2 separate regions of the Mus musculus genome follow, and region 1 is linked to region 2. The links are chromatin loops, found by intact Hi-C in ENCODE. Cell type or tissue: heart. All regions are shown on one strand. Links, peaks and the distances in the headings refer to the core of each region. The heading gives the core; the rest is flanking DNA. Region 1 has its middle 22 kb from the start of Gm15942. Region 2 has its middle 91 kb from the start of Gm15942.

The links. Hi-C counts contacts between places; a loop is a spot of excess contacts. Peaks named below come from ENCODE experiments on the same cell type or tissue, not always from the same donor. Only the 100,000 strongest peaks of a DNase experiment are listed, where the experiment ranks them.
Region 1: it touches region 2 in a loop (2.3-fold over the local background); 2 of 42 quality-filtered maps call a loop at or near these places.

The regions. Positions count from the first base shown.
Region 1 is chr15:37,674,354-37,682,688 of GRCm38, reverse strand. It overlaps a transcript of Ncald not described here. Among named protein-coding and RNA genes, the nearest start is that of Gm15942, 22 kb to the left of the region's middle. In heart, for the core only: no CTCF peak of the experiment used is centred there; no DNase peak of the experiment used is centred there; H3K27ac peaks cover 255 bases.
Region 2 is chr15:37,787,030-37,795,364 of GRCm38, reverse strand. It overlaps a transcript of Ncald not described here. Among named protein-coding and RNA genes, the nearest start is that of Gm15942, 91 kb to the right of the region's middle. In heart, for the core only: a CTCF peak has its summit at 3,404; DNase peaks (open chromatin) are centred at 3,664 and 3,984; H3K4me3 peaks cover 2,820 bases; H3K27ac peaks cover 2,009 bases; H3K27me3 peaks cover 645 bases.

The sequences.
Region 1 (8,335 bases), core at 227-8,226, 110 kb after region 2:
AACGCTGCAAGCACTTTCATAAAGCTGCAGCACAGACGTGAGGGAGGTCACCAGGCTGAAGGCTGAGGTTATCCTGTAAGCAATTGAGTGGGTAGGATTGAGAATGGCTTGTCAAACTTGAATTTGTAAAAGGTAAGTTTCAGGGATGGATGAGTTCACTGAAGACATTGAAGTCTGGGAGATCTGGCATATGTCTGGTGAATGATGAAGGCTGCATCTATGGCAGGGTGCCTTTTGACATTGCAGTATGACACTGTGGTTTACAAATACGTTAGTCTCTTTCACGGTTGCTGTGAAATACAGGAGGATCATGGGACACAGGTAAGGTACACCTGACTTAAGGACATGGTAACCAAATGGAGAGTGGGGGACTGGGTTGGTCAGTAGGCACAAGCTACAGAATTCCCTTGCTGAAAGCTGGTGCAGGATGAGCATCACAGGGTGTGCAGGTCTCTGTCTTATGTGATGAAGAGGCAGGAAGAAGAGAAGCTGACTCCATCAAGGGATGGTACGGTCAGTGTGCCCCATAAGTGCTCAGTGCTCATGGGAGAGCTAGCCTGATATTATGAAGTAACCCATTAGTTAGTGTTTCCTGAGGTTGATAATGTTCTGACTGAATATCTTTGATATGTTAACATGGTATTTACTGAGGGAATTGGAGGCATGGGAACTATTTATAAAGAGTGTTTGCATTTTACAACTGACAGATTGCTTGACTTGGAATGACTCATGACAGACTTTTTGCATGTGTTTGAGAGATATTCAGCTTTGTTAGATTTGAAAATATGTTATTTCTGGCCTTTTTAGAGGGTGTTTTTTTGTTGTTGTTGTTTTGTTTTGTTTTTAAGAATTAAGTCTTACAGTGAAGCTTGCCACGTTCTGTTTCCTTCCCATTCGGTTTCCCATGAAATCCACAAGTCAACATCTGGCATTTGTTCTTCTTTATAAGGACTCAACAGGAGTTAGAGTTAGACAAAATATCTAGTTGTAACGTTCTTGTCCTGAGCTGGGTCAGCAGCTGAACCAGACAGGGCAGTAGGAACAGCACTGGATAATGTTACAAAGGCCACTTAGGCAGTACTTTTTACTGCAGACTGAGAGGTCTTGGAATGCATGGGATAGCTGATCTGTATGGCATCATCCAAGGCGGAGGTGGGAGTGGGCGGGCACTTAGTTGACATCAGGCCAAGCGAGTGCATAGAATTCTCTGTTCATTGTCGGGTGGGAAGCGTGTTGGCTGGCAATGACAGGACATTTGCTCTTCAGCCTTTAATGTCTAATCTTTGGACTCCGAACTTGAAAGTCTTTTTCCCAGTTTGAGAGTCACATATTTTGAGAGCTGGAAGGAACCTCTATAATAATCTTAACCCAAACTCCTGGTGGGGGAAAATGTCATCCACAAAGAGGGTTTAAGCAACATAGTTACGGTCTTTCGGTTGGCTAATTAGTGAACTCTCTGCCCCAGATGAACTTGTGTAGAGAATGGCCTACCTTCCTCTTTTATTTTCCAAATAACCTCCCTCTGTTATTTGCCAAAGTCTTATTTACTTGTTAGAGTCTCTAGGAATTAGTCCCAATCATTGGGAAGACAACAAGTGCTTTTCTAGGGAAACTAATTTTTGCTTCTTTCCAGAGGGATTTTTCACTCTAACCCAGCATGACTCCCTACTTTCACAGCTCAGCATGACATCTCTCTAATAGCCTTCCTCCTAGTTGGACATCAGTATAATGGTTCCAGCAAAACTCCGTGTTCTATAGCAAGCATCACCTCTAAATTCAGGACATAACAGGTGTTGGGGACTGCTGCCAGTTCGTTCAGTGCTGGCGGTGCTCCAAGCTCCCTTGGAAGCTGTTATGTGTGCAGGGGAAACTTCGCAAAAGATCCCTGAATCTTCAAATTACAAGGCTTATACTTTCCTGGACCTGTGTGGTTCAGTAACTTCTAGATGTCCGTGGGCCTTAGTCAGCACTGGCGAGAAGGCACTCACGAACAAGTGACAGCTGGGGCAGCAGCCCACTCGAGGGAAGGAATGGGAGCTTTAGAAGGAGGTGTGAGCAAGACGAGGGATGGGCTTGTCTTACCCATTGGCACTTACCATTTACCATCTTGGATTTGTGGGAAAGGATTGGGAGATATGCTGTCTGTGGGATCCTGTAGTTCTCTTCATCCTCCTGTTCCAAAGAGTCATCATTCTCATCAGGATGTATGTGCACGGATGAAGGAGACTGGTGAGTCAGGTGAGACTGGTGTGTGTACAAGGATGAGGGAGGGTATTGAGTTAGCATGTGTGTGTGCAAGGGTGAGGGATGGAAATATGAAACTAGATCTTCTCATTTATGTTTGAAATGACCTGGCTTGCAATTCAAGAGTCTTTTCTTCATTCTTTATTAGAACTGGATTTTGAAGTGGTGACCACTGACTGGTCTTGCAAGATCTTGCTTCCAGAAAAGTGGAAGGCACTGAGTCAAAGGATATAGCAACCACTTTTCTTTTTGCTATGATTAAAATGTTCTGAGCAAAGCAACATGAGGAAGAAAGAGCCTATTTCTCTGCATGCTTCAGGTTATAGTTCATCATGGTGACAATGTCATGCTGGCAAGAGCTTAAGGCAGCACCCTCAATGTATCTGTGAATGCCTGTGCATGGTTTAGTTCAATCTTTTATCCCTTTGGGATCTCAGTGGACAGAAGGGTGAAGCCTGCAGTGGGTGGATCTTTTCATCTTAATTAGCCTCACAATAACCCTGTGCAGATGAGCTAAGTTTAACCTAATCTAGGTAGTCCTGCTCAGACATGCCCAGAGTATTTGACCTAATCTAGACAGCTCTTTACAGATGTGTCCAGAAGCATGTCTCCCCAGTGATTCTAGATCCCGTCAAATTGATAACCACAGTGTGTGTTAGTGGTTGGGGCTGTCAAGAAATGAACAACACTTTCTGGTTCAGTTCCTTCTCTGTTGCTGTGATAAAACACACTGACAAAAGCAACATAGGAAGAAAGGGTTTCTTATGACTTCCTGAAGGTTAGATTCCACCACTGTGGGGATTTTTGTGGCAACAGGCAAGGACAGCACAGTGGCAGAAGCTAGAGGCTGGCTGATGACATTCTCGTCCACACACAGGAAGCAGAGAAAGGACAGGAAGTGGGCCCCTCAGGAATCCTTCCTCCAGCAAGCCTTCACATCCTAAACGTTCTATAACAATGCTACCAAACAGTACCTACCAAGTGGTGATCAAGTCTTCCGATACAGGAGCCCACGAGGACATTTCTTATTCAAATATCTGGACTAGCTCATATCAGAATGCCACTGCATTGGTAATTCAGTGAGAGAAAACCAGGATCATTTATTATAATGTGTTTACTTAACTGTTTCTGGAAGAGCAAGTGGGCACTGCCATCCAAGCTGTGTGACTGAGTGAGAATGACTGCACACCCAGAAGGAAGAGACCATGGACAAAGCACACCACGTGAGGGAAAACATATTCTGGTGGATTTCCTTGGGTCTTCAGAATAATTTCTTTCTGTATAACAGAACTTAATTGTGTTCCCAGATGATCATGAATATTGAAGTTCCAGCAGGAAGTACCAATACTTCCTTTATACACCTTGTAAACACTCCCCTTCATTAAAGCTCTTATCTAAGCATGTCATTTCTTTCCTGCTGGGGCACTGGGCAAAATATGTTACCTAACCCTATATGTCTGCAAGACAGATAAGGAAACAGAGTCACAGAGAAGACTAATGGCCTTTGTCTCTTTCTGTCTGTCTCTCTTTGTGTCCTGGAACTCACTATGTCGACCAATATCAGTCATAGTGATCTACCTGCTTCTGCCTGGTTCCTTTTCATTTTTCAAACAATGGTTGAGTGTTCGTAGACTGAGATCTTGAGGTCACGAAGTACTTAAGATTAGGAAGTCCACTATATATGAACTGTATTTAAGAGCTGGAGAGATGGCTCAGTGGTTAAAAGCACTGGCTGCTCTCCCAGAGGACCTGGTTTTTATTCCCAGCACCTACATGGCAGCTCACAATCTTCTATAACTCCAGTCTCCAGTTCCAGGAGATCTGATACCTTCTTCTTGCCCATAAAGGTACCAGACATGCTTGTGATGAATTGATGCACAATGCATGCAAAACACCTATACACATAAAAACAATAAAGAAAATTTAAAATATCTTAAAATATTTTAATAGAATAAAAAAGGAAAAAAATTCCAAAAAGAAGAAACTCAGTTGTGTATGGTAGTTCATGTCTGTGATTCTAGCATTCAGGAGGCTGAGGCAGTGGATTGTTGTGAATTCAAGTCTACACAAACTAAGTAAGTTTTGTCACAATAGAGAGAGAGAGAGAGGACAGGGAGGAAGAGAAGAAGAGAGGAGGAGTGAAATACCACATTCTTTTCCTTTTTATCTTTGAAGACCCTTTTTGAACTCATGATCTATTAATTCTAAGGCATTTTTATTTCTCTCTCATGACAACTCACTAAGTAGCACAGACTAGCATAACCTGGCATAGACTGCTCCATTGGTACTTGCTTTTCTTTGTGCCTTTAACATATTGTGACTGTTTTTGAAGTCTCCATGTGTTCCAGTATACAGGCCATCTACACTTAGTCATTGTGTCCTTTATACTGACAATTGATTGGCTTTTTTTCCCTCTGTTCTTTCAAGTATATTGTCATTTTCATCAAGTGTGGGATAGTGTTTGTAGAAGAACAGTAGATGATGCTGGGCACTGTACTGTCTGGCTGATGGTGTGACAGTCAAGTCAGTCTCACTAAAGTTTACCAACACGAGTAATGAGTTTGGGTGGAATTAGGCTCATAATTTCTATAATGGCTGCTTCCAGTGGAAAACTGCAGTAATTACCTTTGCCTGGTCGGGCCCAGTGTACCACCATCCTGTGTCTGATCTCCACCACTAGCTTCCAGCTGACCTACACTAGAGCTACTCTGCATGAGGAATATTTCTGTCTGTTTCTCTGTAGCAGTGGGGTGTCATTGCTCTGCTTAGGAAGAAGCTGTGGTGGTGATGGTGGTGGCAAGTCCTCAGTTCTGGCCCAGGCTGGTTCTTAAGCAGACTTCTGTGTTTGGGCTTTGAGACAGGGCATCGTCAATGTGAAAGCAGGTGGATCTCTGCTTTGTTGTTATGGGTGTTTGGAGAGTTGCCTAGGCCTTCCTCTGTGGCCTTTGTGTGAATGCATAGACACCTGTTCTCCCACTGGGCAGGCAGCAGGCTCTTGCTTTTGTCCATTCCCAGGGATATTCCATGGGAACCCTGGGTCTAAGGAGGCAGTCTGCTCTCCTTGCAGTGTTTTTGAAAGCTGTGGATCACCATGTAATGGTTCAGAGGAAAGATGGTGTTTCTTTTCTGTATCCAACTACAGGGAGACACATTCTCTACTTCTCCCTTTGTCCTTAATCTTTCTCATGAGTAGCATTTCAGATCCATGGGGGAAAGTGGCTGGGCAGTGGTGGTGCATGCCTTTAATCCCAGCACTTGGTAGGCAGCGACAAGCAGATTTCTGAGGTTGAGGCCAGCTTGGTCTACAGAGTGAGTTCCAGGACAGTCAGGGCTACACAGAGAAACCCTGTCTCAAAAAACCAAAAACCAAAAAAAAAAACCATACATGGGGGAAAGTGTGAGAGTATAGAGTCATAGTCTGAGGCTCCCAGGAATTCCTTGCTGCAAAGTAGTTCATGCGTGTCCTCTGCCCCCACCCCCTCCATTTTTTAGTTGTTTTTTTTTCTTGTGTTTCTTATAGCAATCTTTTCCTGCTATGTCCCGTCAGAGTGACAGTTTTTGAGGTTCTTTTATCCTTGGAGAGGCATATAACTTATTGTATTGATCATTGCCTTCTAATAGACTTAAATTGAGGCATTACTTTAATGATTATAAGAGTGATATTCACCATGATTTCCATATCATACACCTGTTTTCTAGCATTTAAAGAATCATTTGCATTAAAGGAAAATATTGGTTGTAGATAAAAATGCCAATCAAAAAAGAACAAAGCTTGAATCAAAAGAAACCAATAAAAAAAAAATCACAACCTGAAGTTTAATAGGCAAACTGAAAGTTCAAATCTTATTCTTTTCCTGAGGTTTTGGTATTTGACAGTCTACTTTGTTTACACCTAGGAAATTCATGCCTATGGTGGAAGGAGCATGGTAGGAGAGGTTATCCCTTGGTCTGGGGTAAGGGAAAAAAAGGTGTGCTTTTCTCAACCACAAATGTTTTTGTAAAAGAAAGAAAGAATCAAAGAGACAGTGACAGGGAAAAATGGAAACAGTCAAGAATGAGGCAACCGAACAGACACTACAGACCCAGGCTCCACCGAGGAACCTTGTGAAATGAAAGGTCCTGAAGGAGTGCTAATGACCAAGGAGCTAAGGGCTGTGTCATCCCAATTCCAGACATAGCTGAATGATGTAAGGCCATTTGGGGGAGTGAACACCTCAGCTCCCCAACACCTTTCCTGCCTCCTTCTCTCCCTTGTTTATTTTTGAGACAGGATCTCATGTGTAGGCCAGGTTGCCCCAGAACTCATTGTTTAGCACAGGTAATCACATCTTAGTCTCTCCAGTGCTGGGGTTATAGGCACGATCTAGCACTATTCCATGCTTGTCATCTCGGTTCACTTCGGTAGCCATTCTGGGGCCACCCAAACAGCATCCCTAGAAAGCCCATTAGAAATACAGAAGCGAGGGCTGAGTTGTACACAGCACAGGAGTAGGGCACTTGCCCAGCGTGCACAAGGTCTCGATCCTCAGTGTGGTGGAAGGGTGGCAACATGAAACTTAAAAAGGAGATGCAGCATTGCAGATCCTACCTCAGACTTAATGAGCCAAATCCTCATTTCAAAAGATTAACGAAAGTGGTTCTTAAGCACTTGAATGTTTGAGGAGCAGTTATTTACATAATCGCTATTTCTATTTTTTTAAGTAAGTTTGTTAATTTTTAAAAAAGATTTATTTATTTATTATATGTAAGTACACTGTAGCTGTCTTCAGACACACCAGAAGAGGGCGTCAGATTTCGTTACAGATGGTTGTGAGCCACCATGTGGTTGCTGGGATTTGAACTCCGGACCTTTGGAAGAGCAGTCGGGTGCTCTTACCCACTGAGCCCTCTCACCAGCCCTATTTCTATTTTTTAATAGTCACATGTACTTCTAGTAATAAGATTAAAATAGTTCATATCAAAATATTGTGAAGGTAATTCTAAGTGAGAATACCCTGGGTATAAGACCCAGAATTAAGACATTTAAATTCATCTCACAGTCAGCTTATTCACTTTAACTAAACAATTATCCCTGGTATTCATGTTTAAAGCTTCTTATTTTCCATCATCCTTTGAGCTTTGTCCCTCTAACTAACTCTCAAAAGCTCAGCTCTGTCTTCTAACAATAATATTTCAGGTGCTTCCTCTTTGAAAGGGTTTGTGGATAAGCCTACTGCTGTGGTCTGCATCTCTGTTACCCCAAATGCATGCGCTGAAACCCAGTTGTGAAGGGACAAGGTCAGAGGTAGGAGTGCTGGGAAATGACTGGAGCCCAGCGAAGTCCTCATGGATGAACTTGGTGCCTTCCTAAAGGAAGCTGGGGAGCTCATTTGCCTGTTGAAGAACTTCTTCTGGGCCACCAAACACTGACTCTGATAGTCTTTCCTGTACTAGCTTTACAATGAGGAATGTCAGATTGGAAAATGAGCTTTAGTTGTGTGGAGGTTCAGCTAGATCAACCGTTCTATCATCTTCACTACTGAAATCTTTCGTGGAAAATAAAACTACATGTGACTGAGACAAGAAACTGAAAGAAGGAAGGATGCTCAGACTTGTAGGCACTTATCCTTGTGCAATCTGGATGATTCTAGAATTTGCTTCCTTGAGAACTGAAATAATGCAATTAATGGGAAGAGGATTTCAAGAAGACATACTTATTTTTACTTCTGTACACAGGCACTAATGTTGGGAATAAATGGTACTGAACCTCCTAATAATAGCCATTATATATTTATATCATCTGCATCAATGTATATAAAGTCTCCCTGTCTCTGTACAGATAACTATAATTTTATTATAATGTACAATTATGTATATGATGACTGGGTCATAGTTTTTGATTTATGTAAGCTTCCCAACTCCTGCTCCTCATGTCCTCCTAGTATAGATGATAATCTGTTATGGAGGCCAATAGGGGAACAGTCACATGGTACCTGTATAAAGAAGTGGGCATGCTCTGCTTGTTAAAGATGTTAAAGATGTTAAAGAATGGGTAGAATGGCCCCAGGTAAAGACAGACTGATTCAGGATGAAAAAACACCCAGGCCATGAA
Region 2 (8,335 bases), core at 155-8,154:
GCACTGTTCCACCAATCATATTGCGCCTAGTTGCTGATACTCTATTCTGCCCCTAGAAACCATATAAAAACTCGCTGAACTGGTACTGGGGGTCGCCGCCGCCCCTTTGGGTCTGGGGGTCTGGGAGGACCCGAGTGCACCGGAATAATAAATTCCTCTTGCTTTTTGCATCAATCCCAGCTCCACGTGGTTCACTCAGGGGGTCCCTGGTAAGTTAAGGCTCCCCAGAGTCTTATACCACGTGAAGGAGCCAGGAAAGCTTAGTGCAGGACAGAGGCATGGCCACCACGTGAAGGAGCCCGGAGAGTGAGGCCCAGAGGGTGCCCAACTGGGTTTAGAGCAGCCAAGATAGAACACAGGATTAGTAAGTAATAACTCAGAATTATTGGTGGGAAGTATATTAACAGTATAGAGGTTAGGCAATGCCCAGCTATTGTGCTGTTTAAGGCATATTAAAATATAAAGGTTGTGTGTGTGTGTTTCTTTCAGGAACACAAGCCACTTGAGTGGGTAGAAAATCACGCTGCTGAGAATAATTAATTAATTATTTTTCTACCCCTCAAACCTCCTGAACTTTGGGGCCATTAGTAAATAAAGGAAGGATCACACAGGCACGGAGATACTGAAGAGGCCGACTGGTAAATGGGTCTGACAGTGAGTGACTGGTGAGTGCTGTATGCCAGTGTGGATACAAAGGTCCATATCCTGGGCAGGATGGTGTGTGAGTTCATCTTGGTCTGCAAAACAGTATGCATCTAAAAACTTAGGACTGGGTTGACTTCGAATAAATGGAGCAGGAAGCAAAACATCAAATAAGGAGAGACTAACACATTTGCATCTCAATAAAGCTTTTTTTTTTTGAAAGTCAAGCCCATTAAATAATTACAAAGTGGATAAAAGCTCTCTGCTAGAGGAACAGCCACTTTCATCACAGCCTCCTTCCATTGCTCTTCCGCTGTTTACTGAGAACACGGGTACCACGGACGAGAAACTGATGGCTGGAGCATTCTGTAGCCTACAAACCCTTCTTTTTGCTTACATAGCCTGAAAATATCTTGAAATTAGTTATTATTTTAAAATTAGAGAAAAAAACACACATTAAACAATGAACTTCTGACTTCTCTGGGGAAAAAAAATTAACCTAAACAAAAATAAATTGAAAAAAAAAATGATGGCTGTACCAGACATGCATGTCTCACGCGGAAAAATGAGGCTGCCCTCTTCAGAGCCACGGATCCTTGCTTTAGTTTGTTTCCGTTGCCATAGCAGAATACCAGAGGCTGAGTAATTTATAAAGAAAAGGGTTTATCTTGGCTCATGGTTCTGGCAGTTGGAAAGTCTAAGTTGCAACAACTGCATCTGGTGAGGGCCACGTGTGCCTTCAACTTATGGTAGGAAACATGGAAGGGCAAATAGCACCCTGGGAAAAAACACACACTAGGGCTAACTGGGCTTTTAGCCAGGCTGACATGACAGTAACTAGCCAGGGCTCCAGAGATCTGAAACTCACTGGCCCCAACCCTACCCCTCCCACTGGGAAGTACCTCCCAAACTGCCACACTGCGCAACTGTGGTTGGTATGGAATGTGGGAGGAGGCACTGAGATCACAGCAATCCCCCATTCCCATTTGCCTCTGTAAACCCACAATAGGTCACTGATTCGTCACCTACGTTCATCTCTAGGGACCTTTGAGTTTGCAATAGCAGCTGAGATCTTTTCTGGCCTCAAAACTGTGTTTTGGAGTTGTCTCAGGCTAAACCTATGGTAACTTCCAATACCATATGTACCACAGACTCTCTGGGGGCTTTTGTAAAACAGATCCTTGTTAGGTCACACCCCTGAGCTACAAGTCTGAATCCCTCGGGAGAGGGTCCGGGGCTAGCGCTTAAATACATAAACAAACAAAGACATAACTCCCCAGGTAACTCCAGAGCTTGCCTAAAATGCTGGGCTAATCTTTGAATCTACTTTAGGCAAAATTCTGAATTTCAATTTGCTCTTCAGTCAAATTAGACCTAGGGAAGAGTGATTTCAGTTAGATGAACCCTTTGGCATAAGCGACTGCAAGGATCTAAAAGTCTCTGTCTCTGCGCGCTTGGGGGGGGGGGGGGGGGCGGGGACGGGACGGGGGCGGGGCTGTGGGTGTGGTGAGGGGAGCTAGAGGTCACCCCTGAGTCTCTTTCATCAGTCACTGTGCACCTGGCTGTTTTGAGACAGGGTCTCTCATTCGCCTGGTGGGGTTAGCTGGTCAGGGAGCCCCAGGAAGGTGCCTGTCTCTACCTCCCAGCTCTGGTGTTAACAAACCCATACCACCTCACCAGGCAGTTTTACATAGGTTCTGGTGGTGGATCTCTGAGGTGGCCATGCTTGTCTAGCGAGTACTTTGCTGGAGTTATCTCCTCGGCTGGTAATGCCATTTCTCTGATCATCTTATGAAGGAATCTTGCCAACACGCAAGGCCAGGAATCTTGCTAACACGCATGACCCAAGCACCGTTTCTTTACTGCTTTGTTATTTTTAAATAAGAAGGATTTTGGTTTTTTTGTTTTGTTTTGTTTTTTTTTTTTAATTGATGAAACGTCACCTGGGTTAACCAACAAAAAAAGTTAAAGTGGCTTTTCCGAGGTCATGAGTGGCCAACACAGCAAGAAGACACCTGATAAACACTGGATGATTGCATTGACAAGACATTTGCTTCTCACTATCTTCACCAGGGACAGAGTTTGGTGACATTCTGCAGGGAGGAATAGTGTAAGAAACACGCCCCTTTGCTGTCCATCTTTCCTGAGCGAGTCCTTGCTAAGCCATCCCTTGACAGAAAGCGCTGAGAAGAGAATAGGCCAGTAAAAAAGAGGAGGCTTCCCACCTCATCGTAGACCTATTGGTGCAAGAGAGGGTTTTTTGCGGGGTGGGATTGGGGGGTGCTTTTTAAAAGGCTCTCGAGGATCCCTTGAATAACTGAGAGGTGACAGGAACGCCAGGTCTCGCAATGAAAGCATGGGGAATAATTCTAAGTTGAATCTGACGTTAACAGCACACAGATAACACCCACTGGGCACTGCTTGGCTGAAGCTTGCGGTGGGCTAGGATCCGAGGGAACCCGGCTGAGGCCAGCGGCTGCAGCAGTACAAGGCGGGGCTGCCCCTGCACCTGTGCATCCCAGCTTCGGCTGGTCCCCTCACCCCGACAGAAGCAGCCGAGCCACATCGCACGGAGAGGCCACGTCCACGGTGGGGAGCGGTCAGCGAGCGAGGCTGGGGAGGGGGGCGCGGCTGCGGCGAGCTGTCCAGGGGGAGGCGGGAGGAGGAAAGGCGCCGCCGCCTCGCCCGCGGCGACACAGACGCTGGGAGCGGCCCTGGCGGTGAGTCGCAGCGCCTTCCCTCCTCTAGCAGGGAGCGGGAGCCGCAGCTGGGCGGGTTAGCAGCGGGACCCGAGCCGGGAGCGGCGGCAGGGGGAGAAGAGCTCTCGGTGAGGCGCGAGCCCAGGATGGCGGGGATCGCGGGGCCCCCCAGAACCCGGTCCTTGCAGCTCCTCCCCAGTGCCACCCACCTTGTCAATTTCCCTGCCCTCCCCCACAACCCCACGCCGGCGCCTTGCAGGGACCAACAAGCTTTAAACCGATACGCCCCAGGCTGGTGGCTAGAGAGGAGACAGCAACTTTGCTAGGGACCCGGCGAGGCGCGCTAGCTCGAAAGGGGGCGTCGGCGAGCCTGGCGGTCGGGGAATGTCCGGAGCATGCTCTCCCCGGGTCAGGGACGTCGGTACCGGCCCGGGCCTGCAGAGTCCACAGTGAAAAGCTGCAGGAAGCCCGTGGGGGAGGTGGGTGGCTGGGGAGGGGGCTAAGGGCCGCCGAAGGTGCTGCTGGAACCTGCGGCAGAAATCCGCTGCGTTTTAAAGAGAAAGATTCTCGTGTCTGGAACCTCGCGGGGCGGGGGAAGTGTGTGCTAGGGAGACGTGGAGAGTTTTCAGTGCATACCGGATTTATTTTTAGCTTCGGAGAAGCAGGATGTGCAAAGTGGGTTGTATCAGCCCGGGAGGGGCAGGAGGTCTCCCTGTCCGCAGGAAACAATACACAAGTTTCTCGCTGCAAATGCTTTCTGTAACTTTCGTGCAGAGAAGGGGGCGGATTGAGGAGGTGGGGAGGATGGAGGAAGACTTCATATGCTCTTCCTGCGGGTGAATCTGTCCGAGGCTGCAGGCTAGTCTGCCTGTGTTCCTAAAGGACAGCCCCCCAACTGAAGATGCAGGTTCAAGTCTTCAGTGGACTAGTATGAAACACAGAAGCCGAGGTGCCAAATTCAGCTCTCTGAGAAGGAAACCACAGAAGCCTTTGCTCAAAGTTTTCCTGATTCTGACTAATTGAAAAGAACAGTCATAGGGCACTGTGTTAACCGGGAGCTGGGTTGCTGGCCGAGTTTGGTTAGGCCGAATTGGCAAGGCTTGTGAAGTTTTTTACTCCAACTGGGAGATGCTTGAGTTTCATGCCCAAGGCAATGATGCCAGGGACTGCAAAGGAGGGGCATATGTGGTGGAGAGAAAGGTGAGAGGGGGAGGGACGCACACAGACGCGGAGTGTAGTGTAGTGGGGTGGGGTAGAGAAGCTGTAACTCAATATCCAGATACGCAAGCCAACACAGCTGTGGACATACCCAGCAAGGGTTTTGCAGCCAGATGTTATATTTGAGTTCTGGCTCAGATCAGAACAGCTCTTATGAGCTGGCCGCCTTCACCTCTCCTGTGGTTCCTGGAGCGAGAAGGATGCTGCTGGTAGGTATCAAACTTACCTCAGGGATGCTACACAAATTGGATGTGGCCCTCAGATCCATCAAGCTGGGTATAGGTAGAACCAAGTGAATGTGACCCTTTCCTATTTTTGTGGTTGTTGATTGATTTCCTTCTTGCCTGAATTGCTGCGGTTACATTCCAGCTGGCTTACCGCTCCCAATCAAAACCTTCTTGTTCCAGTTCATTCTACATCCTGTGGACAATCATTCTGAAAACAAAAATCTAAGCTAGTCCCTCTGGCTGACTTCCTTTGAAGGCTTGTCAGAAGCTTTCCAGATAAAACCCAGACTTCAAGAACACATGCAACGCTGTCCTAATCTCACCAAGCCTTTCTCAGGCAGCACCCCACCCCCATTAGCAGGAGCACCTGTCAGCCCCCTCCTTCCTGTCAACTCTTGTATCTACTTCCTATCCAGATGCTACCCACTGCAGTCAGCAGGCGCTGGATACTGCCCTTCCAGGTGGCTGTTCCTTTTCACGCTGCTGTAGCATCCTAGGCATAGGTACACAGGCACAGAATCACCCTGCATAGTGACCTATGGATGAATCTTCCTGCTAGGACTGGGAAAAGAGATTTGGGGTTTAGCCAGGTATTCACTGAATGAATAAGTTAAGCAAAATCTAGTCGCTTTCTCTCAAGCCAGAATTGAACACGGAGAGTATAAGGAGGACCAAGCAAGTCTTTGTCCTTAATTCATTATAAGAAAAGCATCAGAGAGTGCGGGGGAGTCGCAAGCCGGGCATTTCACCTTAGTTTTCACACCTGTCCTTTTTCTCCCAATATTTTTGAGACAGGATCTTAAGCAGCCCTAGCCCCAGCCTGCTCTGTAGCTGAGGCTAAGCTGCAGACCCCTGCTCCCATATAGTACACTCTGGGTTCATAGATAAGAGCTACTGGTCCAAGCTCAGATGCACTCTTCCAGTTGTTAGAGGCAGATGAGCAGTGGAGAAAATCCTAACTCCTCTTCCCTTAGCTTTTCCTCAAGCTTGGCTACAGGGTGGAAGAATACCTATCAAGTTCAGGGGATAAGAAAGGTCAGGGCCAGCCTGACTCTCTGGCCCTTCCTTGGGTTATCACTTCCTTCTGGCGTGGGTTTCCGAGGGTCTGATGAGAGTAAGAAACCTGTCATTGATGTCACGTTTCAGGCAATTTGCTGAGTGCTTAGGATATGTCTCAGAGCTTCCATTTCTGAGCACTCTGCAGCTGCCCCAAGGAGCCTGCAGTAAGCTAAGATGGTACCTTGCTCTCCACAGGCCTTCAGGCTGGCTTCAAGGCTTAGCAAGCAGGTTTGAGGGAAGAGCCTGCCTTTCCCTGTTTTAAAGGACTACGAATGAAACAAAAACAGAAATAAGAATGTGCAATACAGACTTCCTTCTTTATAGAAAAACCTAGCCAGCCCCTAGGCTGGAGCCACACAAGTGGGTTTCATTTTACATGTCATCTCTGATTGATTGGTAGTGGCTGCTTAGAAAGCTGGGGCCAGGCTCAGCAGGAGAGGAGGCTGTGGTCAATTAGTGATGTCTGTCAGGGTATGGGATTTGGAGGTGGTGACAGCTTTTGTCCTCATTCTTCCTATCCTAGAGACTCTCATTGGAGGACAGTGAAGGCAGAATTCAGGGACAGAAGGGACCCATAAAAGAAAGCAGGAACTTTCCACTGTGATGATAAACCACCACGCAGACAACACATTTTCTGTGAGCTCTGTGTGCTTTGCCTAGAGTATAATATTTGTAGTAACTTTTTCCCTCTAGGAAACAATTTTTTTCTTTAGACGAATTGACTTTATCCTGTGTGTATGAATGTTTTGCCTGCATGTATGTGTGTGCTGGTGCATGGACAAGTCAAAGAAGGCATTGGATTTCCTGCAACTGGAGCTATAACATGTGATCGTGGGAATCAAACCTGGGTCCTCTGCAGGAGCAACAAGGGTTCTTAACCCTTGAGTCATCTCTCCAGCCCCAGAAAACCTTATTTCAAGTAGAATTCAAGTCTGTTGTGTTAGGAACTCCCCAACGCAGACAATTTTTCTATTTTATTTTATTTTATTTTATTTTATTTTATTTGTGTGGATGTTTGCCTGCGTGTGTATATGCAACACACATGAGTCAGACCCCCTTGGAACTGGAATTGTGACTCAAGCATCGTTAGCAGAACCTGCCCTCTTGCTCATCTTGGTTTGCCCTCTTGGAGTTGGTGGCATTTTGGGCTCCTTCTTACTGTAGGCTATCTGGGGGGCACTAACCTTTACATGGTCTGGGTTTTGTACATCAGGCAGGAAGAGGGAGCCTCTACCTTGACATTGCTCACAGTGGCTCGCTCCAGCTCATTGTTGCATCTTAGATCTTTTAACTCCTGAGCCACAGGCTGAGGAGCAAGGCTACTTCTCTTGCAGAAACCTGATGCCATCAGGAGACAGGCCCTTTAATTGTGGGTTGTGAAACAGATGTTCTGTAGACTTCTGGTGGCACATCTACATTCCAGATGAGAGGACCAGGCTTTGGAGAATTAAAAAACTTAAAAAGGTCACATGGCTTATAATAAGTGGAATTTGGGACTGAAGAATCACAATGTACGCACTTAGATATACACACGTATTACTCGTGAACAGGATGGTTAAAGGGGGGTTACTAGGGCTCGATTCTCTGTTTCCAAAAAGACAACTCCATAACTTTGAGAAGTTAAAAGCATCTCCGGGTTGGAGAAAAGAGGGAAAAGGAAGACACAGGTCTCTCTCTCTCTCTCTCTCTCTCTCTGTGTGTGTGCGTGTGTGTGGCGGGGGGTGGGGGGGCTTCTCACATCCACGCATTCAAAGGATGATTCAGAGCAGTTTGGACCTGCTCTACACTGCGCTAGGTTCTCAGGATGCAGCAGAACTGGCTTGAGTTCCTGTGTTAGTCGTTTTGTGGCTGTTACCAAATACCTACTGTGGGTAACTCTAAAAGAGGAAGTGCATATTTTGCTTAGTTTCTGAAGGTTCTCTGTAGCTTAGTGCTTTGGGAACAAACTTTGGGAACTGGAGTGGCTGGCACAGACTGTTCACCTCATGATGGCTAGAAAACAGAGACTGGGATAAGAAGCAGCGGGAAGTGGGGGGGCAGGGGGGGCGCAATATGCCCCCACTGACCTACCCCACTCCCTCTAGCTAGGTCCACCTGAGAAAGTTTAAAGATTCTCCCAAAATTGCCTCACCAAGTGCAGACCTATGAGTCTATGGGAGACCTTTCCTATTGCAACCATGGCTTCTTCCTTTTAATTAATTCATGGAACAGATCAACAAGAGCTTGGACCATAACAGCAGTAATGGCATAGCATAAGAGCTGAGCTCATTTGGTGGGGACAAAGAGCTTTTGTTTAAGATTTGCTGAAGTAGTCCCAGGAACATGGCTTGTGTACTAAATGAGGAATAAGTATTCCTTAAATACATTAAAAGTGTGACAATATATAAATGGTATAAAGTTTGCCATTTTAATCACTTTAAGTGGACTATTTTGTGTCACTGAGAACATCTGTGTTACTGTGTCTCTGGCCACCCCTCTCTACAGCCTGTT